Regions from separate parts of the Mus musculus genome. Here all the other regions are linked to region 1. The links are chromatin loops, found by intact Hi-C in ENCODE. Cell type or tissue: left cerebral cortex. All regions are shown on one strand.

The links. Peaks named below come from ENCODE experiments on the same cell type or tissue, not always from the same donor. Only the 100,000 strongest peaks of a DNase experiment are listed, where the experiment ranks them.
Region 2: a loop joins it to region 1, with 4 times the contacts of the local background. A loop is called at or near these places in 3 of 42 quality-filtered maps.
Region 3: a loop joins it to region 1, with 4 times the contacts of the local background. A loop is called at or near these places in 2 of 42 quality-filtered maps.

The regions. Positions count from the first base shown.
Region 1 is chr16:14,155,574-14,163,573 of GRCm38, forward strand. It overlaps Marf1 (meiosis regulator and mRNA stability 1), which reads right to left and starts at 3,701. Exons shown (of 27, transcript NM_001081154.2): 1 at 3,571-3,701. Nde1 (nudE neurodevelopment protein 1) reads left to right here and starts at 7,702. Exons shown (of 9, transcript NM_023317.2): 1 at 7,702-7,795. It overlaps Mir484 (microRNA 484), which reads left to right and starts at 4,053; the gene lies at 4,053-4,119. In left cerebral cortex, CTCF peaks have their summits at 3,291, 4,409 (motif pointing left) and 7,581; DNase peaks (open chromatin) are centred at 3,852, 4,381 and 7,667; H3K4me3 peaks cover 2,714 bases; H3K27ac peaks cover 1,908 bases.
Region 2 is chr16:14,358,472-14,366,471 of GRCm38, forward strand. Abcc1 (ATP-binding cassette, sub-family C (CFTR/MRP), member 1) reads left to right here and starts at 3,087. Exons shown (of 31, transcript NM_008576.3): 1 at 3,087-3,172. The coding sequence starts at 3,125. In left cerebral cortex, a CTCF peak has its summit at 3,119; DNase peaks (open chromatin) are centred at 2,639, 3,231 and 3,757; H3K4me3 peaks cover 1,787 bases; H3K27ac peaks cover 1,420 bases.
Region 3 is chr16:14,490,150-14,498,149 of GRCm38, forward strand. No RefSeq gene overlaps it. Among named protein-coding and RNA genes, the nearest start is that of A630010A05Rik, 68 kb to the right of the region's middle. In left cerebral cortex, a CTCF peak has its summit at 3,572 (motif pointing left); DNase peaks (open chromatin) are centred at 739 and 3,560.

The sequences.
Region 1 (8,000 bases):
ACTATGTAGTACAGGCTGGCTTCAAACTCACAGATCTGTCTGCCTTTGCCTCCATAATGCTGGTACTAAAGGTATGTGGGCCACCACACTCAGCCTATAGTTTTTCTTAACTTTCAGGTATTTCTTCTGTAAGTTCTGCTTAGAGAGCAAAGATACCAGTAAATAGCATCTAATCTTAGTAAAAGGACAACCACAGTATCAACCTTTCTCTATGCCCAGTGTAAGCACAGAAGGGCCAAACTAAATGACCTCTGAGGACTTTGATTCTATTCTACAAATGAAGCCAACCAACTGATTTCTTGGTTTGTTTACAATGAAAGAGCAATGTTATTGAAAGATCCTGGCAGAATGTAAAAGGACACAGAAGCCCTGAAATTGGCAAGATAGACGTCAGTGTTAGCAGAACTAGCTTCACTGATTTAGAAAAATAGAGGTGCACAATGCTCTGGCCACTCCTCGAACCTGTGTGTCTGCCAATGTTCTGACCAGGTGTGTGCCCATTGCTGCACCTTCATTAGACTCTTTCCTTGTACCCCTCCCATACCCATTTCTTGAGAATAGACATTGTTTAGATCTGGAAATCCCCTAATCTCCCCCTTCTCCTTTCCCCACTGAGGGCCTATAAAAACTGGGAACTCTTTCCCCTCGAGGACGACTCCTCTACCCCTGCGTGGGATATGAGTCGTCCCCAGAGCTCTGGCTTTCCCCGAATAAAGCCTCATGTGGTTTGCAACAAGCTCGGTCTGTCGTGAGTTCTTGGGTGTCCGCTATTGTCCTGAGGCCTGAGCGAGGGGCTCCTCTCGGAGTCTTTCATTATCACCAAACATCCAGAAATTAAGTCAGTCACAACCCACAGATGTCCTTTACCCCAGACACTCTTCTGAGTCTTAGTATACCAAAGGCAAAGCCAGTGCACACTCTGAGCAGGGACAGAGCTAGTAATGACGACAACAACTAACCCTTATCTCTAAGTCCTTGGAACAACAAACCACATTCAGTGATGATTTATCAGAGATTTCATCTGTGCATGTAAAAGATAATTTCTTTCCACTATAACTCTGGTAAGATGCTTCTGAGATTTTTATATCTTCATGATAGGCTGAGAGGAGAATGGTTCATAATGCATTTCAAGTCTGGGCGGACTGATCACACAAAGTAAAGTATGGTCGGCAAGCCAAAGTCAGCCTGCTGCCTGTACACATGTGTGTGTGTGTGTGTATGTCTATCTAGTTTTTCTTAGACAGGATCTGATTCTGTAATACTGAAGTAACACTCTTCCTGCTTCAGGCTCCCAAATGCTGAGATTACAGGTATGAGGCATGACACACTTGGATTTAAGTGGCCTGTAAACTAAGAATATATTTTCAATTTCTTAAATTATTGAGAAAGTGTTCTTAAACATGAAACTTAAACTTTAGTATCTGTAAAGTTTCATTAGGACATAGCTACACTCCTTAAGTAATATCTATGGCTGAGTTGAACTAGAGTTGAGACTTGAGTCCTTGCCATATGATCCACTTGTAAAACTGAATATATTTACTTTTTGGGTAGTGTGCTGAAACTATTTAAGTTTCTGTTTGTAGGCCAGGGAATGCATGGAGCTTAGTGGCATACAGAAGGGTCTAGGTTCAATCCCAGACACAGAGGTAGAGAGGGAAGAAAGAGAAGGGGGAAAAAAGTCTGTTAGTTTGTTTCCTTGTCTGTACACAGCATTTTAAAAAGTGAATTAGAAAATGCATGCACTTCCATTTTCACCACTATATCCTGTGCTCAGCCCAAGACCATTCTGTGGTAATCACAGAGTAATCGTTTGTTGAATGAAGGAAGTAGAGAATTAGCCTAGTACAGTTTACCATCACTACTTCCATTACAACACCTGTTTTTATAATTAAATCCAGGTTGGACCAGGTGATGGTGGCGCATGCACTTAAGCCTAGTACTAGGGGAGTCAGAGGCAGGTGGATCTGTTTAAATTGAGACCAGCCTGATCTAGAGTGAGTTCCAGGACAGCCAATGATACACAGAGAAACCCTGTCTCAAACAACAAACAAACAAACAAACAAAAAACCACACACACACACACAAAAACAAACAAAAACAAACCCCACAAAAATCCAGAAATCCAGGTTTTATATCACCCAACACACTCCACTCTTATTCATAAGAACTTGTTATAATCACAGTGTTCATAATTTCAGCGTGCTTAAATCTTTCAAAGCCAAATCCTAAAATGAACTACCATATCTACCACTTCACTGAGAAACAGAAACGTTTAAAATAAAGTTTCATAGCTAGCTTCAGGTCAAAAGGCTCACCTACCTCTTTCTACACCAAGGTGCCTTCAATATTGCTCAAAGAGCCAGGAGTGGTAGCTCAGGAGGCAGAGGCAGGAGGATATCTGCAAGTTTAAGGGCAGCCAAGTTCCAAGCAGCTGTGGTTACACAGTGAAACTCTGTCGATAGATAGACAGATAGACAAGGCAGGCAGGCAGGCATATATAGACAGATTACTCAGTTCAAACAAATATAAGGAAAAACATTAGTGGCCTGCAGCCTAAAAATTTCCCAAATATTCCTAGGAATTCCATTTAAGCAGCCGAATCAGTCAGGGGAAGTTCTAATGTGAGAGAGTCTTCCTTTCTGAAACTCAGTTTCTGAGCAACTTAGACAGTGGCTGAGAATGCAGTGTGCAACATTGTACTGCCTGCATGTTGGTTCTGAAGGCCACCTATCTGTGCTGCTGTGGGCATGTCATCTTTATAAACATAAGGCCCATCTCTTGTGAGTCTAATCATCATAGCAACCCCCTCACTTATTTATTTGTAGTTTGGTGACAAGAGATACCTGAGGATGAATTATTTCCCAAATGACCTCCCCCCTGCCACAAACTCCCAGTCCTATGTATTTGCTCGTCTTCTACCTTTTAACTAAAATGACTCTTTTTTCTCCAATAGAATATAAATTCCATAACAATATTGACTGTATGTGAATATACGGTATCCCAACCTTCCAACTCAACTGTGCCTCACAAATATCAATAAATGACCCTGGACAAATGTAGAGCTCACTGAAGGTGAAGAAAGACCATTTAGCTGACAATTTCCTTGTATGCAAAACAGAAAGATCCTGGAAAGTCCAAAAGATACTAGTGCAACTAGAAAGCACCACGTTCGTGCTAGAATTAATTGGGGAGGTGGCTGAAACTGAAACTGCATCCAAAGTGGCTATTAAAACAAAAACAAAAAAACAATAAGGGACTCAGCCACACAACTGTCCTTTTTCTCAACTTTCCAACTTTGCACATCCTGCGAAGGTTGCTACTGACACCTGGAGGGCCGGGGAGCGAGCAGGAAGACAAGCGCCAGCTGGGACTAAACGCCTCGGAAGAGACCGGGGGAGCACTGGAGAGCGACTTTTTCGCACGGCCCCTTCGGCAAGTCCCAGTCCCGGTCCTTCAATCCCAGAAGCATCAGTCTGAGGGGGGAAAAGGCGTCGTTTCCAGACCAGCTACGTTGCTGATCAGAGCATCCGGTACGCCCTAGTGGAGTCCCGGCACTGACAGAGGACTCACCTCAGCCACTAGCTCCTTCTTGGCTCACATTCCGACACCGCCGCCTACCCCCCACCCCCCCCAGGCCCTTTATTTTGATTCCCGACTCCGCAGCTCCCGCCGCCGCCGCCAAGCGCTCCCTCCACTTCCGCTTCCGCCCCGCCCCGCCCCTGTCGCAAAACCGATACGCTTCTCTACTACTAGCCCCGCCCCTCTCTCCGAGCCTCCCTGCCTCACCTCTTCCTCCATAATACCACACCCTTCCTCTGCTCCGCCCCCTATGGCCGCTCCCTTTCTCCGCCCATTCCCAGCCCGTCCCCACTCCGCCCAGTCGCTTCCTCCAGTAGCCCCGCCCATTCCCCCGTCCCTCCCTTCCCCTTTCTGGCTCCACCCCTCCCTGAGTCTCGCCCAGTCTTTTCTTTCGCCCCGCCCTCGCCTCCGCGTATTTCTCCGCGCAGGGCACGCTGGGAAGTGGGGGGGGCGGGGCCTCGCGGCCCTGCAGCCTCGTCAGGCTCAGTCCCCTCCCGATAAACCTCAAAATAGGGTCTTACCTAGGGGGCTGGCGGCGTATTTTTTTTAGCAGGAACCCCAGTTTAGGAGTTCTCACTACTGGTTTGATGACGCCATGTCGAACGGATCTTCCAGGCGAAGAACTAGGGAGCTTTTGTGATGGAGTCAAGGAAAGGCTTGCCAGATGGGATTTGTTAGGGTTCCGCTCTAAAAGGTCTTGGGAGCGAGGACTAAGGAGAGAAGATTAATGTGAAATAAAGTATTAATGCTCTGCCTCGTCACGTGATAACCCTTATTTTTACAAATTAAATCGTGCACGTTGCACTGCATCTTTTAGCGCAACCTAGTGGCCAGTGGAGAAAGAACAGTTAAACCTGCCAAATGGGCTTTTGGCAAAGTCCTCCCTACCTATAGCAGTTTCAGTGCTGATCAAGTACATGCAAAGACTGCTGCTGAATATTGACACCAACAGTTAAGAGTACATGATATCCTTACCCAGTTTTATTTTTTCTTTTCAGAGACAGTGTCTCACTTGTGTAGCCTTGGGTTGGCCTGGAACTTGCCCCGCAGACTATGCTGTACTCGAACTTGCAGTCCCTTGCTTTCTGAGTGCTAGGATTAAAGGAGTTTGTGTCACCTGGCAAACGTTTTGTTTTAATAAACCTAGTGCTTTGTAACCAATACTTTTCAGATGACAGGTTGGCCACGAAAAAGAAGATGCTAAAGTTATAAGAACTTTGTGAAATCAAAAATACTTCATGTTTTAAACAGATAAACTGTTCTGTATCCTCGCTACCCCTATCCCCAACCCCACTGAGCCTTGAAGGCTTCACTTTTACTTGACCTAAATATGAGTTGGGTTTTTTTGTTTGTTTTTCCAGACAGGGTTTCTCTGTGTGATAGCCCTGGTTGCCCTGGAACTCTCTGTACACTAGCCTCAAACTCAGAGATCTGCCTGCGGTTGCCTACAAGTTCAAGAAGTAAAAGCATAACCTTTATTTAGAACCATGCCTGGCTTAAATATGAGTTTTCAGGATTCCATAGGGGGAAAGATAATTTCTGAAATTTCTAGCTCTTTGCTGCTTTCTGTTACAAGTTAGGAAAAAAATATAATCTAAATGTAGGCACAGTATAGAATGTCCTAGCTGGTTATTACTTTAAAATAGTTATACTTAAAAGTCTGCCAGAAGCCGGGCAGTGGCGGCGCACGCCTTTAATCCCAGCACTTGGGAGGCAGAGACAGGCAGATTTCTGAGTTCGAGGCCAGCCTGGTCTACAAAGTGAGTTCCAGGACAGCCAGGGCTATACAGAGAAACCCTGTCTCGAAAAACAAAACAACAACAACAACAAAATTAAAAGCACTACCTACTATTTAATAAAAGTAGGTTTCAACTTTTTGCCAGAAGTAGTGGCACAGTTCCAGGGCAACTAGAACTGCACAAAGAGACCCTGTCTCATTAAAAAAAAAAAAAAAACCAACTTCCTTTTTTTTTCCTTTGCTCAGTAATAATCTTCACATTTATGAAACAAAGATAACAGAGATTTATTATTGGTGTTTCACTGGATACTTTGCATTTGATTCAACTCCCCAAAGACCTAAGTTACTAAACAGAGTTCTCCTCTACCACCCATGAGGACAGGATCAAAGGAAGAGAAGTCAAACTCTCAGCTTGGTCACAGCACAAAAGCTACAAACAAAATGAACAGAATTTTTTTTTAAAAAAAAAGAGCAAAGCCAACTACAGTAGCCCAGGACTTTGATCCCAGCTCCTTCAAAGGTAGAGACAAAATTACAAATTCAGCTTATCCAGGCTACAGGGTGAGCTTAGGTCCAGCCTGGGCATCTTAGAAGGAATTTGACTAAAAAAAAAAAAAAAAAGAAAGAAAGAAAGAAAGAAAAAGAAAAGAAAAGAAAAAAGGGGGCTGAAGGTATAGGTCAGTGGTAGAGCATTTACCTAGAGTGGGTAAGGTATTGAGTTCAACCAACAAAACTGAGGAGAGGGGCAGGGGGCAGGGGGCAGGAGGCATTACTTGTGTAGCCCAGGGGAACAGAACATGATTGTAAGAGTCAAAAAGAGCCTTCTGAAGCTCCTTTTGTTAGGTACAAAATCGAAACACTTGGATTTCCTGTACCCTTTTTCTCATCTTTTAAACAATTCTAGGAGGCTGGAGATACAGCTGAATGATACAGTATTTGCTTAACATGGCCAAGGGCCTAGGTTCAAGGCCAACACTGCCAGAAATGTAAGCTAACTATGCCTTTCTCTGGCTTCCCAGTCTCTAAATAGTCTTCAGCAACATTTGGCATCTGAAATTCTGTTTCCGTTTACTGTATTAACCCTTTAAGATCAGATTCTTTGTCTTAGTCACCAGGTTGTAAAATTACCTGTGCCTAATAGTATTTAATAATTAATGAACAATTAATGGCTTAACGTTAAGAAATTATTATTAGCTGGGCCTGTGATCCCACTGAAAAATAAGGCTAAGGGAATACTCAGAAATTTGAGGCCAGCCCAAGTTACATAGGAAAAGTGTTTCAAAAAAGGAAAAAACAAGGGGCTGGAGAGATTGCTCAACAGTTAAGAACACTGATCTCCTAGAGGTCAATTCCTAGCAACCATATGATGACTTTTTTTTTTTTTTAAAGATTTATTTATTTATTATATGTAAGTACACTGTAGCTGTCCTCAGATATCCCAGAAGAAGGCATCAGATTTCGTTATGGATGGTTGTGAGCCACCATGTGGCTACTGGGACTTGAACTCGGGACCAGTCGGGTGCTCTTAACCCCTGAGCCATCTCGCCAGCCCTGTTTGTTTGTTTTTCAAGACAGGGTTTCTCTGTGTAGCTCTGACTGTCCTGGAACTCACGCTGTAGACCAGGCTGGTCTCAAACTCAGAAATCCGTCTGCCTCTGCCTCCCGAGTGCTAGGATTAAAGGTGTGCTCCACCACTGCCCGGCTTATTTACAAAGCACTGCACAAAGTCTTGTAAACTTATTTATTTAGCTCGGGGGGGGGGGGGGGGGACGACGACGACGACCATTTTATCCACGAGTAATTAAATACCTTGTTTCAAATACACATAGCTAGTAAGCGGCGGAGTTAGGATTCAAAGTCAAGTTCTTTCACATTAAACTATTCTGTCTCAGAAGAAGCCACAACAGTTAAAGATTCTATTTGGGGTGTAAAGTTGTGGAATAACAAGGGTCCTGTGGGCTGGGCGGAAGTTTGTCGTTCTCTATGCCTGTTTTTGTCTTTGTGCATTCTGGGCTAGTATAGCATTTTTGGAATCGGGTAGGGCACTTACAAGTGTAACCCAATATCAGCTATTCCTAATGCCCGGGTTTCTCCGACCAATTGCTCCTTTGTCTATTCTTGGGCAAGAGCAAGAGCAGATAAATGCAACCAGTGTGAAGGAGAGGCGTGCGGATGTTCCAGAGTGCGTGGCACGGCGAGTACCGAGCCGCCAGCAGGCCCTCTCCACGCCCGCCTTCCGGGCCAGTGGCCTGCGCCTCCTGCGGCCCCTCCCGCCCCCACCGAGGCTTGGCCCAGCCGCGCCCGGGCCTAGAGAGAAAAAGTTTCCAAACCTCGCTTCTTTGCGCTGATTGGCCGAGTCAGACGCGTCCCGAGAGCGGCAGCCAATGGGAGGCGCGCACCGCGCAGTACCGGCGAGGCTGGAGGGCAAGAAAGGCCTGCCGGCCCGCGCCTCGCTGGAATCGTCGCCGCCCGGGCTGGGTAAGTGGAGCCAGGCTGCGGGCGGGTCTCCGCCACGCCCGCAGCATCCATCCGACGTGTCCCCCACACCTGCCCTCCTCAGCTTTCCACCTTCCATCCGTGAGCTCCGCCGCTCGCCCTGGCCAACTCCGTTCCTCTTCTGCTGGCTGCTTTTCTATCCTCGAACGTCCTCAAGACCCATGCCCACGCCGCCCCAAGGCCCCCG
Region 2 (8,000 bases), 200 kb after region 1:
CTTGGGATCCTAGATCAGCAGGAGGACCAGAGCTGGTACAATGAGCTGATCCTTGATGTGTCCCTGTGCAAAAGGACTGTCAGTGCTGGTTAGAGGACTGTTGTATCTTCTTCACCTTCAAGAGAAACTGGTACAAGGTTTGGAACAGGACCTCAGGACATAGCTAGTGTCCTGCAGGAGCTTCCTGCCACCCTTCTACTTCCCTATGCCTTAGGCCCAATACAGGAAATCTGGTGTCACTCCTACTAGGTCAGCAGCTTCAGCCTAGGGAGTGGTCACTGCATCCAGATGTTGTTTGGCTCAACCCAGGGAAACACCAAGGAGGAGGTGGTGAGATTCTACTCTGAGGTTATGAGTGGAGTTATACTGCACGGGCCTGGCCCCAGTGCAGCCTGCTGTAATGCTGCTCTGGGGCCTCAGTGGAATCCCTTATATCCTGTACTTTCTGGGTACCCCTATCTGGCTTAGTCACCCATCTCCCAGCCCCCTTCGTGGCAGGGTCTGTGGCAATCAATTTAAATAGAACAGACGTTTCACATGGAAAAAGTATAAAAAAAGCACCATGCACAGTTCACACTGATAGTCCCAGCCCCTCAGAGGTTGAGGCAGGAGGATGTCTGGGTCTCCTACACCACAACACCCTCAGTTTATCCATGCAGTTCTAGGGCAGAATTTCCTGTGTGAAATGCAGGCCATCCCACTGGACAGAAGTGTTACACTCTGTCACCTGTTCACTATCTATGGACTCTGGCTCCGTCCCCTTTCGCTCAAGCTTATGCCTGTCTGTGTAATATCCCTGCTTTTGCTTCTTTTGAGTGTCTCTCACTCATGCCACCTGCCTCTGCCTTCTCCGTGCTAGGGTTAAAGGTGTGTGGAGCCCTGCCCAACCTTTCCCCTTAATTTTCAAATGAAATGAAATTTATTTTGTGTATATGTGTGAGTGCAGGTGCAGATGTGCTCTGGAGCACTAGTGATGGTCAAAGAAGAGCCTCAGGAGTCGATCCTCTCTTGCTACCTTGTGGGCTTGGGAGACCAGGTTGTCAGAGCTGCATGCAAGCACCTTTGCTGGATAAGCCATCTCACTGGCTGTCTCTGATTTATTTGTTGAGACAGCATCTCTCACTGAATTTAGACTTCACAACTGGGCTAGGCTGACTGGCTGTTGAGTTCTAGGAATCTGCCTGTCTCCATCTCCCCAGGACCACATTACAGATGTGCCCTGACACATGGGCGTTTTCTGACATGGATGCTGGAGTCCAGACTCCAGGTTCTCAGGTTTGTGCAGTAGTACTTACCCAGCTAAGCTTTGTCACCAGAACTGCTCTGTTCTACGTTTTGTGTCAGGGTCTCATGCAGTCCTGGTTGGCCTCGAACTCAAGATCCTCCTTCAGCCTCCCAAGTACTGAGATCGTGGGCGTTCACCACCAGTCTTGGCTGCTTCATAGTTTTCTTATAGGCTGCTTTCCTCAGCTCAAGACACAGCCCAGCCCAGGCTGGAATCCCAACCATGCTTGTGTTTAGCTCAAAAGCTTTCTTTCAGAAAGCCTTCTAGACTTTTACCTGAGCAGGCCTGGCCCCCTTGATCCTCTTTATCCCCTTCCTGGATCTTGCAACAGTTTCAAATACACTTTCCGATTATGAAAGCATGTCATTAAGATCTGTTGCCTTATCACTAAAACACATGAAAATACAGCTCCACTTTCCCGTCTGTCAGATCTGAGCATATTCCAGCTGCTAGCTTGCTAGAGCCTAGCAAGACTCCTGCTATACAGCAGATGCTCAATAAATATGGGTAACAGTGCATTGAGAATTGTTACCTGAAAGTAATTATCTTTAAAAAACTTATTCACAGAGGTAAAGAAACTTCCTGCCAAGCCTGATGACTTGAGTTAGCTCCCTGGAATCCACAAAGTTCCACAAAAAACAACTCTCCCAGGCTGTCCTGACCTCCACAAGCACAAGTTTATATACACACCCACACACATACACACATAGAAGTAAATGCTGTTACTACAACCACCACCTCCACCACCACCACCACCACCACCACCACCACCACCAAACTCTTATTCATACTGAGGGGGACCTGACTTGTGGTTGACCTTCAAAAATTGTTTATCTTACTCATTTTCTTTATTACTTTTTAAATTAAAATATTTTTTCAGGGGTATACATAGCTCAGCTGGTGGAGTGGTTCCTGCTGACAACAAAACCTAGGAGGAAGCCTGGGTTTTGTTGTCAGCGCCCCAGGTGGCTGGGGTAATAAGAAGTGGAGGAAAGGTGATGCACACCTTTAATCCCAGAGCTTGGGAGACAGAGGCAGGCAGATCTCTGAGTTCGAGGCCAGCCTGGTTTACAAATTGAGTTCCAGGACAGCCAGGGGCTTCATAGAGAAACTTCAGTCTGTCTTAAAAAAAAAAAAAAAAAAAATGGAGGCAGAGGGGCTCACAAGTTCAGGGTCATTCATCCTCTACTACATAGTGCTTTAGAGGCCAGATTTAGTTATTATATGAAACCCTGTCCCCAAATTCCTCATACCAAGTAATAAGGAAATGAGTTATTTCCTGGCTGCACTCAGAATGGGAGAAATTCCCAGGGTGCTTTGCAGACCATGGAGGAGGGGTGGCAAACTGGTGTTCAGGATGGAGATCTCAGTGTTTAGAATGGATTCATAGGGCTCCTGATTCAAACGAACTACACTTCTACTCGTTGAGGGACTCTGAGCGAATTTCCTCACCTTTCTGAGCCTCAGTTTCCTTATCTGTTCTCTTTCCTTTCTTGGGAGCTCACATCCATATCCCTCCAGGTGCAACTGAAGGAAAAAGCCCTAAAATCACGCAAGCACCGAGCGTTCTCCCGCAGCGGGGGGCCAGCGGTACAGTTAGGGTCACCTGGGATGAAGCCCAGGTGTGGAGGGCCCAGTGCGGGGTTCTTCCGGGCCGTGTCGGCTTTAGGAGCCGCCAGTGAGTGGGAGCTGCAGACGAGGCCTGCAGGCCCAGGCCAGGGCAACTCGTGGCCGTGCTCGCTCCCACGCGCGGGGCGGGGCGGGGTGGGGCGGGGCTGCATCCCGGTGACGCGGGCCAACCGCGCGGCGCTGCGCCTCCTCGCTCAGCCGGCCGCCCGCATGGCGCTGCGCAGCTTCTGCAGCGCTGATGGCTCCGATCCACTCTGGGTAAGGTGGTGGGCCGCGGGGGACGGCGCGGGGGCGACCGGGGACTCGGAGGACGTGGGGGGACGCTGGGACGCGCGGACCCAGCTGCTCCCCTAGCCGGAGCCCTGCTCTGCTTACGCGGGGATTCGCCACCCGGGCCCCGGCGTAGCCGCCGCTCTCTTACTCTGGGGACCGGGTTCCGGGAGAGCTGGGTGTGTGCGGGGAGGTGCCTCTGTGCTTTGGGGTTCTGCCATCGGGAAGGGACGCCAGATCTGGAGGCAGCAAATTGGGGATTTTCTGTGTTTTGTGGGGGTAGGATCTCCGTTTACCGCGCACACACTATCATAGAGCACCGTGCAGGAGCCCAGACTCTAGAAAGGGACTTCCCATCGCTTGTGTTGGGGTTCCCCACTGTTTGTTTTACCTCTCGTTTACTCTGGCTTCATGTTTTTTTTTCTCATCCTCTCTCCTTTCTGCCTAAATGCTATCAGGGAACTTTAAGGAAATAAGGAAAAGCCAAGAGAGGGGAGAAGGGCCTTTCTGTCTCTTTTTGTAGGTTTGGGGTGCAGTGGAAAATGCCCTGGACTCTGTAACCAGGAGAGTGCCTTCTACTCTGAGTCAGAGAGACTCCGCTGCTCTGGGGATGTCCCGGGGACTTCAGGCCCTCTCCAGGTAGCTTTCTTGTGAAATGATCCTAGGCTGGGTTCCCTGGCTGACTGCTCTAATCTCCAGTGCTTGTGTATTTCGTGTTCCTGTAATGCTGTTCCTGTAATGCGATTTGCCTGTTATTCCAGAACACTCCTGCATCACATTGTCCTGATTATTAGTGACTACAATAGGAAACCCTGGACACAATGACTTTTCTTTTTGTTTGAGAAACAAGAAAAACATCCCTGTTTCTTAGCAGCTGATGGTTAGCGCCCACAAGTATTTGTTCTGTTTTGTGGTACCTCCGTGATAGACTGCATTAGGAATGATGACCCCTGAAGGCCCCCTGGGAGACTTTTGGGTGAGGAGGGTGCCAATTTTGGTTGAGAAACTTACCATACTTGGATAAATGGTTCATTTTAAAGCCAAGAGGTTGGAGGTTTCTCCAGAGCTGGAAACAGAGCTTGTGATTTACATTCGGGAGTCTGCAAGAGATAGGTGCCTGTTTGCCACACAGGAACACTGTGTGTCCTCTACCCTTGTGCCAAGTGTAGAGACAACGAGGTTATTTTGCAAGAACTCAGGGGGATCTGGGTCACTAACATGGGTGCTGGAGTATTTCCTGAATTTCTTTTTTCTCTTATGGTGGAGGGGAAGTAGACATTAGATTTTCTACCAGTTTGCATATTTTATTTTTGCATATATATAACACACACATACATATATTGTGTGTGTGTGTATGTTTGAGTGTATGCATACCATGGCACATGCGCACATCAGACTTGTGTGGAACTCTCTTTCCACAGTGTGGGTTCTGAGGTCCTCAAGCCTCTCACCAGTTCACATCTGGATGTATCCTATTGTTGCGCAGTGATGACTAGGAAATGTTGGGAGGTATTCTCTAGCTTCTAATATGCTAAAAAGCCTACCCAAGAAGCCTGACTTGGTGTTCTTTCCTTCTTGGAACTTTTTGCCACAGAAAATGAAGATGGATGGATTGTGTTTGGCAGTAGTGGTGGCTGGCCTTCCCCTTAGGCAGCTTCCCATCCTCCCTTAAGTCTCATCTTGCAGATTTCCTTTCGGCCCCTCTTCTCTCTCACTGGTCTAGGCTTGATGGACACCCTGTTTCTGGAGTCCTGGAATCAGAATGGGTGAGAGGGCCACTGGCAAGCAAGAACTTATGTGTAGCTAGAGAATCCAAACACAAAACAGAGTGGGTTGGTTGGCCTGGTGTGCACCTATCTGTAATCACACCATTGGGAAAGCTGAGGCAGGAGAAGTGAAATTCAGGCCAGCTGTGCTAGAGCAAGACTGCTTCAAAGAACAATAAACTAAAGTAGGTGGCTTTGCACCAGCATATCTATACCGCTGCCACACCCTGCCATTCTAGACCTCACCATCTTGAGTTGTTTCATTGTTTACTGTGCTCAGTTTCTATAGAACAGCCCTTCTGGGCTGCGGCCATGGTCTTATCAGTGTTCGTGGTCTAGCCTTCTCTCATGTATTGTATTGTATCCCAACTGCAGCTTCCCCTCCCTCCTCCCCTCCTTGTTCCTCCCTTCACATCCCCATCTTCCCCAGATCTGCTCCTGTTTCCCTTCAGATGGGAGCAGATGCAGAGACCTACAACCAAATATTAGGTGGGACTTGAGGAACCACAGAAGATGGGGAGGAAGGATTGTAGAAGCCCGGTGTGAGGACACCAGGCGAGCACAGCCCACAGAATCAGCGAAGCAGGGCTTGTAAGGACTCCCGGAGATCGATGGGAGTGGGCTGCTGTCCTTTTGCTACTGGTACTTGGATCCTTTTAGGACCAACATTATGCTTAGAGAAGTCAAGATTCCAGCCGTCAGGAACCCTCTCGGAGTCTTGCTCCTGGGCTAGCTCGGGTCTACTGCTGAGAACTTACAACCTTCCCTTGTGCAAAGGTCTAGGATGAGAACAGAGAAACAATGTTATGTAAGTGGAAAGCTGAGCTAAGAGCTGGCAGGGGCTTGCTTTATTCAGTGGGAGTGTGGAGCTGGTAGGAAGTCCGTGGTTTTGTGGCTGATCTTTGAGAGAAGGTTGGGAAAAGGGACTTGGGCCTTTCTTTGTAAGTTACTTAAAAAAAAAAAAGTATGAGGAAATGGCTCAGTGCGCAAGCGTGCTTGATGTATTAGCAGGGAGACCTAAGTTTGAGTCCCAGGACCCATGTAAATAGCCAGCCCTGGCTCTGTCTATAACTGTAGCATTGAGCGGGTGGAGTTTCCCAAAAGAGCAAGTTTCAGGTTCAGTGAGAGACCCTGACTCAAGGAAATATGAAGGATGATAGAGGAAGACACCTGGCATACTCCTTTGTCCTATAAATTGGTATGTGTGCTCTTACACATGTACACACATGTATATATCCCACATCTATATATCACACACAGTAAATTAGAAAATTAGAAAATATGTATTAAGCCTGGTGCAGGCCTGTCATCCTGGCTACTGAAGAAGCTGAAGCAGGAGGACCACAAGTTCAAGGCTAGCCTGGGTAACTTATAAGACCTTGTTTTAAAATCACATGTAAAAAAGGACTGGAGATTAGTTCTGTGATACAACACTTGCCTAGTAAGTCTGAGGTCCCATGCTCAATTCCCTGACCTCAAGAAACAAAAACAAAAGTGAAGAATAAGAAAAGTATCAATTTCATGCCTAATGTAGAAATATTGGAAAACTCAGTCAGTTGCATAGGTGACTGCTCAGAGCAAGTCCCTGTGTGCCCTGTGTTCAGAAGCTGGCTCTGCAGCTAAGATGGGTTCTACTCTGTACCTCAGTTTCCCCATGTAGAATAATGGAGTGCCTAGCCAAGGGTGGTAGTTTGAGTGCTGAGTAGAATTCTTGGCAAGCACTGGGAACAGTGCTCCTTGGTACCTAGTTAGCACTCAGTAGATGTACGGGCTTGTAGTTGGGTGGGACTCCATAGTTGCATCTGCTGAGAACATCTGGGCATACACAAAAGTCAGCAGCAGATGGGCCTTGCAGGCTCTGGAGTGAGTTGGCTATGGGGCCTGATTTGATTTGTGGTACCTTCTAGCTTTCCACCTCCCTGAACATTGTAACCGACCAGTTGGCAAACAGGTCCCAGTGACTGGTGTTCCTGGGGTAGCAGGAGGCCCTGGAAAGCCTGCCTGCTTTGCTTTGCTTCCCTCTCTCCTTCCTTACCTCCCTCCCTCCCTCCCTCCCTCCCTCCCTCCCACTGCCTTCTAAACTCCCCCCCCCCCCATCTTCCTCTCTCTCCTAAGATTGATTGCTGTAGTCAGTCAGGTCGACATTTTCTTCCCCTTACCAGATAGATGGATGTAGCATCAGTGTGCAGCCCAGAATGGTGGGGTGTGGATGCCAAGATAACCAGGCTTTGGGAACTTGTGGTAGGAACTGAGACTCCTGTTCCTGCTCTGTGGCCTCGCCCCTTCGCCTTGCAGGAGGAAGCTGTGGCTCACACTGTGGCCGAGCCAGGGTCTGGGGATGGGTGGACCAAGGTCTGGGGGGGGGTGTCTCTGTTCCTGGAGCCTGCTGGACTTCTCTTGGAGGGGCTTCACCTTGGGAGCATGGTGGTATGTGACTTGCCAACTTGATTTGGAGTGCTTGCAGAGAACCCCTGTGGGGATTCAGGGACATTGGGAGGAGCTGAGGCACCTCTAGGAAGATGGTCCTTTCTCTTGGGGAACAAATCCTGTGGTGTCCTTGCTTGTTTTTTTGTGATTTATTTTATGTGCGTTGGTGTTTTGCCTGCATGTGTATGTGTGTATGTGTGAGAGAGTGTGTGTGTGTGTGTGTGTGTGTGAGAGAGAGAGAGAGACAGACAGACAGACAGACAGACAGACAGATTCCCTGGAACTGGGCTTGCCGAAACCTGTGAGCTGCCATGTTGGTGCTGGGAATTGAACTTGGGTCCTCTGCAAAAGGAACCAGTGCTCTTAACTGCTGAGTCATCTCTCCAGCTCTTGTGCTTCAGTGATGGTGATGATTCTCTTCCTTCTCCTCCTCCTCCTCTTCTTCCTCCTCCTCTCTCAGATCAGGGTTTCTCTGTGTAGCCCTGGCTGTCCTGGAACTCACTCTGTAGGCCAGGCTGGCCTCTAACTCATAGTCCTGCCTCTGCCTCCTGAGTGCTGGGATTAAAGACTTGGGCCACCACTGCCCCTGCTTGTCCTTGATTCTTGTTTTCTCCTACTCTCTC
Region 3 (8,000 bases), 330 kb after region 1:
TAAAAGACAGAGAATTTCCTGATTAACAAAATCAGAAATGAAAATAGGGACATACCACAGACACTGAGAAAATCTAGAGAATCATAGAGAAGTTGGTCCCATGTATGTGTTAGCCAACAGCAAGGCCTCAAAGAAGTTTGAAAAAAAAAAAAAACCCCACTTCTACCAGCAGTATTGGATAATAAATAAATGACATTGCCCAAATGAACCTCAAGACTGAGTCTCATACATGCTACATCCTACCAAAGGTGAGTCAGGACTGCACCATGGCCTTTTGTGGGTGTAAGCTACACCTGGACATAAAAAAGAATGCCCATTCTTATTCTTTCACTCAACTTCAAACCCCAACGTAGGACTTTTTAGAGCCAGAGATGCCTCCTGACTACAGAAGAGTCTTCCCCCCATATCTCTTAGTTGATCCATAACTACACCTTTGATCCATCATGCATTAAGCTTCTGTAAGGCAAAGAACACTGTCAATAGGACAAGATAGCAACCAACAAAAGTGGGAAAAGATCTTTACCAATCCTACATCCGATAGAGGGTTAATACCCAATATATTCAAAGAACTCAAGAAGTTGGGCTCCAGACAATCCAATAACCCTATTAAAAATGGAGTACAGAGCTAAATAAAGAATTCTCAAATGAGGAAACTTGAATGGTCGAGAAGCATCTAACGAAATGTTCAACATCCTTAGTCATCAGGGAAATGCAAATCAAAACAACCCTGAGATTCCACCTCCCACCAGTCAGAATGACTAAGATAAAAAACTCAGATGACAGCAGATGCTGGTGAGCATGTAGAGAAAGAGGAACACTCCTCCATTGTTGGTGGGATTGCAAGCTGGTACAACTACTCTGGAAATCAGTCTGGTAGTTACTCAGAAAACTGGACATAGTAATACCTGAGGATCCAGCAATACCACTCATGGGCATATACCCAGAAGATGCTCCAACATGTAATAAGGACACATGCTCCAATATGTTCATCGTAGCCTTATTTATAATATCCAGGAGTTGGACATAACCCAGATGTCACTCAACAAAATAATGGATACAGGAAATTTGGTACATTTATACAATACTACTACTCAGCTATTAAAAACAATGAATTTATGAAATTCCTAGGCAAATGAATGAAACTAGAAAATATCATTCTGAGTGTGGTAATCCAATCACAAAACAACATGCATGGTATTTACTCACTGATAAGTGGATATTAGCCCAGAAGCTTGGAATACCCAAGATACAATTCACAAACTACATGAAACTCAAGAAGGAGGAAGACCAAAGTGTGGATACTTTGGTCCTTCTTAGAAGGGGGAACAAAATACCTATGGGAGGAGTTACAGAGACAAAGTGTGGAGCAGAGACTGAAGGCATGACCATCCAGAGACTGCCCCACCTGAGGATCCATTCCATATAAAATCACCAAACCCAGACACTATTGTGGATGCCAACAAGTGCTTGCTGACAGAAGCCTATTATAGCTGTCTTGTGAGAGGCTCCACCAGCCCCTGACAAATACAGAGTTGGATGCTTGCAGCCTACCACTGGACTGAGCATGGGGTCCTCAATTAAGGAGCTAGAGAAAGGATCCAAAGAGCTGAAGAAGTTTGCAGCCCCATAGGAGGAACAACAATATGAACTAACCAGTACACCCAGAGCTCCCAGGAACTAAACTACCAACCAAAGAGTACACATGGTGGGACTCATAGCTCCTGTTGCATATGTAGCAGAGGATGGCTTAATTGGTCATCAATAGGAGGAGATGCCCTAGGTCCTGTGAAGGCTCCATGCCCCAGTGTAGTGGTATGCCAGGGCTAGGAAGGGAGAGTGAATGGGTTGGTGAACAGGGGGAGGTGAGAGAGGATAGGGGGTTTTTGGAGTGGAAACCAGGAAATGGGATAACATTTGAAATGTAAATAAAGAAAATACCTAATAAAAAAAAGGAAAAAAAAGGAGTTAATGAAAAATCGTTTAATAATGAAATGATTTTTAATGCTATATTCTGTGGATCTTTGACGTTTTGAAGTATATATAGCCTAACTGAATTGTTAAACATTGATTATTTTTAGTTATTTACTATTTGAGTAACCTTGAAAATATTTTATTGTAATTAACTAAATTAGTATCTAATAAGACCATGAGTCTGACTCTCTGAATATTAACTTGCATTATTGAATTATTTTAAACAGTTTGTAATAGTAGTGACTAATATTGGGACTAAGCCTTGTATTTTTAAGTGAGTTGGATAAATACAATGCTTATCTAAGAGTAATAAAATAAAACTTAAATTTGATAGCAGTATACAAAGATTTATACCAATGAAAACTGTAACCTTTATATAAATGAAAATTTCTATCAATATACAAATTCAGTACAATGAAACAACATAAACTCAATTTTGCATCAACATATAAAAATTATGGTTATAAAATGCTTGTGTTTAATAATAGAATTTTTAGGGTTGTTTATGTATACACAATCCATCTCTATTTGTCTGATTTTTTAAAAAAATATTACTCTATCCCCCTTTTTCTTTTCAACTCTTTCCCTTTACCAAAGAAGAAAAGGACAGAGAAGAGGAAAGGAAAGATAGAAATCCCAGAGTCTAAGCTCTCTATTTAGTTTCCTTCATGCCCCAAAACTATACTTATTTGTAAATTATCCCTTAAATTGACACAATATCTATAACATTATTAATATTAGAATACAAACTGCACCAGGCCAACCCATTACATGAGGCCACAGTTACACTGATACCCACACTACACAAAGACTCAACAAAGAGAGAGAACTTCAGACCAATTTCACTTATGAACACTGATGCAAAAATAATCAATAAAATACTTGCAAACCAAATCGAAGAACACATCAAAACCATAATTCACCAACATCAAGTAGGCTTCATCCAGGGATGCAGGGATGATTCGATATATGAAAATCCATCAACATAATCCAAACTCAAGGAAAAAAATTACAGGACCATCTCATTAAATGCTGAAAAAACCTTTGACAAAATCCAACACTCCTTCATGTTAAATGTCTTGGAGAGACCAGGAATATGAGACACATACCTAAGCACATAAAAGGCAATATGCAGCAAGCCAATACCCAACATAAAATTAAATGGCCCGAAATTTAAGCCAACCCCACTAAAATCTGAAAAAAGACAAGGCTCCCCACTCTCTCTCTATCCAGTATAGTATTTGAAGTTATAGCTAGAGTAATAAGACAACTAAAGAAGATAAAGAGGATGCAAATTGGAAAGGAGGAAGTCAAAGTATCACTATTTGTCAATGTATGATTGTATACACAAACAACCCTCCAAATTCTACCAGAGAACTTCAGGTGGCACCTTCTGCAAATTGGCTCAAATAAGTCAGTAGCTCTCCTTTATAGAAATGGTAAATAGACTGAGAAAGAAATTAGGGAAGCAACATTCTTTACAACAGCCACAAATAATATAAAATATCTTGGTGTAACTTTAGCAAGTGAAAGACCTATAGGACAAGGTCAAGTTTCTGAACTGATCAGGAGTTTTATGTGCCTTTGTCTCCCTCTGGTGTTTGATTGAGGACACCAAATTTGGTTTATACATATTTGGATGAAGTTTCATTGGACAAGGTTTCATTGGATAAGATTTCATTGGATATTTGCCAAACCGCTAGGTTTTAAAAACCTATTAAGAATAGCACAGCTTCTGGTCTGTACCTTCATCTGGGGCAGATCTGCATGTCTGCCTCTCTCAAACACTCCACAACCTGCCTGTCTCCCAGGAGGTCTACCATAACAAGGGACACAGTCTACCTGTCTCCCAGGAGGTTGACCATAACTAGGGATACAGGTGAGATCCCTGCCCCAATACCCATGCCAGCTGGGTACCCAAAGAGCCCAGCAGACTTGGGATCTATCCTGCTCTGCCTGATCCCCGTAGTCCTTCTGGCCTGTATCTTCATCTGTAACTGGGGCAGATCCTGTTCCCAGACCCCAAAGCCTGCCTTTCTCCCAGGAGGTTCACCCTACCCAGGGTCACAGGAGGTGTACCCTACCCAGGGACACAGGAGGTCTGCTCTAATCAGGAACACAGAAGGCTGCTCTAATCAGGGACACAGAAGGCCTCTCCTAACTAGAGACAGCAGTGCCTGCCTCTTAGGAGTCCTGCTATAACCCAGGTCACAGAGCTATATCTGCCTCTAAGGAGGCAGGCTCCAGTCAGAGACACCCAGGCCAGTTAACACCAGAGATAACCAGATAGCAAGAGGCAAGTGCAAGAATATAAATAACAGAAGCCAATGAAATTTGGCACAACCAGAACTCAATTCTCCCACCAAAGCAAGCCCTGGGTACCCTAACACACCTGAAAAGCAAGATTCTGACCTATAATCTCATCTCATGAAGATGATAGAGGCCTTTAAGGAGGATGTAAATAATTCCCTTAAAGAAATACAGGCAAACATAGGCAAACAGGTAGAAGCACTTAAAGAAGAAACAAATAAATCTCGTAAATACAGAAAAACACAACCAAGAAGGTGAAGGAATTGAAAAAAATGTTCCAAGACCTAAAGATAGAAATAGAAATAATAAAGAAATCACAAATGGAGGCAACACTGGAGATGGAAAACCTGGGAAAGAGATCAGAAGCTACAGATGGAGGCATTACCAACACAATATAGGAAATAGAAGAGAGAATCCCAGGCATAGAAGATACTATAGAAAATATTGACATATCAGTCGAAGAAAATGCAAAGTGTAAAAAGCTCCTAACCTAAAATATCCAGGAACTTCAGAACACAATGAAAAGACCAAATCTAAGAATAATAGAAGTAGGAAAGGGTGAAAATTCCAAGTTCAAAGGGTCAGAAGACATCTTTAACAAAATCATAGAAGAAAACTTTTCTAACCTAAAGAAAGAGATGACCATAAATGTACAAGAAGCTTAGAGAACACCAAATAGAATGGACCAGAAAAGAAAATCCTCCTGCCACATAATCAGACACTGAATGCACAGAACAAAGACTATTAAAAGCCATAAGGGAAAAAGACAAAGTAACATATAAAGGCAGACCTATCAAAGTTACACCAGACTTCTCAACAGAGATTATAAAAGCCAGAAGATCCAGGACAGATGTCATGCAGACCCTAAGAGAATACAAATGCCAGCCCAGGTGTCTTAGTCAGGGTTTCTATTCCCGTACAAACATCATGACCAAGAAGCAAGTTGGGGAGGAAAGGGTTTATTCAGCTTACATTTCTATATTGCTGTCCATCACTAAGGGAAATCAGGACTGGAACTCAAGCAGGTCAGAAAGCAGGAGCTGATGCAGAAGCCATGGAGGGATGTTCTTTACTGGCTTGCTTCCCCTGGCTTGCTCAGTCTGATCTCTTATAGAACCAAGACTACCAGCCCAGAGATGGTCCCACCCATAAGGGGCCTTTCCCCCTTGATCACTAATTGAGAAAATGCCTTACAGTTGGATCTCATGGAGGCATTTCCTCAACTGAAGCTCCTTTCTCTGTGATAACTCCAGCTGTGTCAAGTTGACACAAAACTAGCCAGTACACTAGGCTACTATAACCAGCAAAACTCTCAATCACCATAAATGGAGAAACCAAGATAGTCCATGACAAAACCAAATTTAAACAATATCTTTCTACTAATCCAGCCCTGCACAGGATACTAGAAGGAAAACTCAAACACAAGGAAGGTAAGTACATCCAAGAAAACATAAGAAATTAATCACCCCAAAACCTCAAAGAAGAGAATCACACATACACATACAATACACATAAACATACAAATACACATACACATACACATGCAATACCACCCCAACAACAAAAATAACAGGAACTAACAATCATTGGTTTTTAATGTCTCTCAACATCAATGGACTCAATTCTCCAGTAAAAAGATGCTAACTAACAGGTTAGATACATAAACAGGATCCAGCATTTTGCTGCATACAAGAAACATACCTTAGTCACAAAGACAACACTACTTCAGAGTAAAGGGCTGGAAAAAAGTTTTCCAAGAAAATAGTCCCAAGAAACAAGGTGGAGTAGCCATTCTAATATTCAATAAAATAGACTTTCAACCAAAAGTTATCAAAAGAGGTGGTGAATGATACTTCATACTCATTAAGGGGAAAGGGGGAACATTATCAGATGTTGGGGAGGGGGGAACAAGAGAGAAGCCCTGAGGATCAGCAGAAAAAAATGGACATATGTGACCTGGGGAGTGGATTTTGGGGGACATTTCTAGAATTTACTAGAGACCTGGGAGGTGAGAGACTCTCAGGACTCAAAGGGAGGAACCTTAGATGAAATGCCCAACAGTGGGGAGAGGGAACTTGTAGTGTCTACCTCCAGTAGAAAGATAAGGCATCAAGTGGTGGGATGAGGTTGTCATCCAACAGTCAAAACCTCTGGCCTGGAATTGTTCCTGTCTAAAATAACTGCAGGGACAAAAATGGAGAAGAGACTGAAAGAAAGAAGGTCCAGTGTCTCACCCAACTTGGAATCTGTCTCAAGAGGAGGCTCAAAGGACCTACACTGTTACTGATGCTATGGTGTGCTTACAGATAGGAGCCTTGCATGGCTGTCCTCTGAGATTCCTAAGAAGCAGCTGACTGAGACACACTAAGATATTTACATCCAATCAATGGACTGAAGTCAGGGGCCCCTGGGATTGAACTAGGGAAAGTCTGGAAGAAGCTGAGGAGGAGGGTAACCCCTTAGGAAGACAAGCAGTCTCAACTAACCTGGACTCCTGAGATCTCTCAGACACTGAGCCACCAACCAGGCAGCATATACTAGCTGGTCTGACTCTCCCAACACATATACAACAGAGGACTGCCTGGTCTAGCTTCAGTGAGAAGATGCACCTAACCCTTGAGAGACTTGAGGCCCATTGAGTGAAGAGACCTTGTGGGGAGTGGGGTGTGGGGCAGTGGGGACATCCTCTTGGAGACATGGGGAGGAAGAATGGGATGAGGAACAGTTAGAGGGTGGACTGGGAGGGGGATAACGACTGGACTGTCAAAAAATAAAAGTAAATAAAATTGTGCTGGAGATGTGGCTAATAGGAAGAGAGCAACTGCCTAGAATGCCACCAAAGCATTGAATCCCCAGGAATACTGAATACAAAAAGATTTATTATTTAGAAAGTATTGGTATTTTAACACAGGAGATAATTAAGAAAAGAGGTAACTGAGTGTGAAAATGCTGTCTAAAAATAGATTAAATGTAGGAAGGTGTTGACTACATTATTAAGAATAAAATCACTGGTCTGAGCCAGTTTACCTTGGGCACAAACTCTGTAGCCAGTCTCACAGCACCCAGAGGAGGCTCCACTCCCAGGTGCTCTAGCACACCCAGGATCTTAGGTCAGGGGTGAGTAGGACACAACATCTGTTCCAATGCCACCGAGAGTAACTGCAACCAGCAGGACCCAGGGACACAGGAACTCTGCCCGACCAGTGGCTCAAGTTCCTTCTAGTCTGCAAGGGTTTACCTTGGATGCAAACTCCGCAGTCAGTCCCACAGCACCCAGAGGAGGTTCAAATCCCAGGCACTTCAACACAGCCAGGATCACAGGATCCCAGGAGCCCAGAATCCCAAGAGCTTGGTCACACCAGGATCTCAGGGTCCCAGAGGCAGCTTGACTCCCAGGAACTCTGACACACCCAGAATCTCTGGATCATAGGATCCCAGAATCACAGGACCACAGAGACAGCTGGACTATGAAGAGTTCTGACACAACCAGGATTACAGGAAGGACAGGCTCCAGTCAGATAGTGAGCGCAGGTAGGACAAGAGATACTCAGATGGCAGGAGGCAAGCATAAGAACATAAGCAATAGAAACCAAAGTTACTTGGCATTATCAGAACCCAGTTCTCCCACCATAACAAGTTCTGGATACAACATCACACCAGAAAAGCAAGACTTGAATCTAAAATCACTTCTCATGACAATGATAGAGGACTTTAAGAAG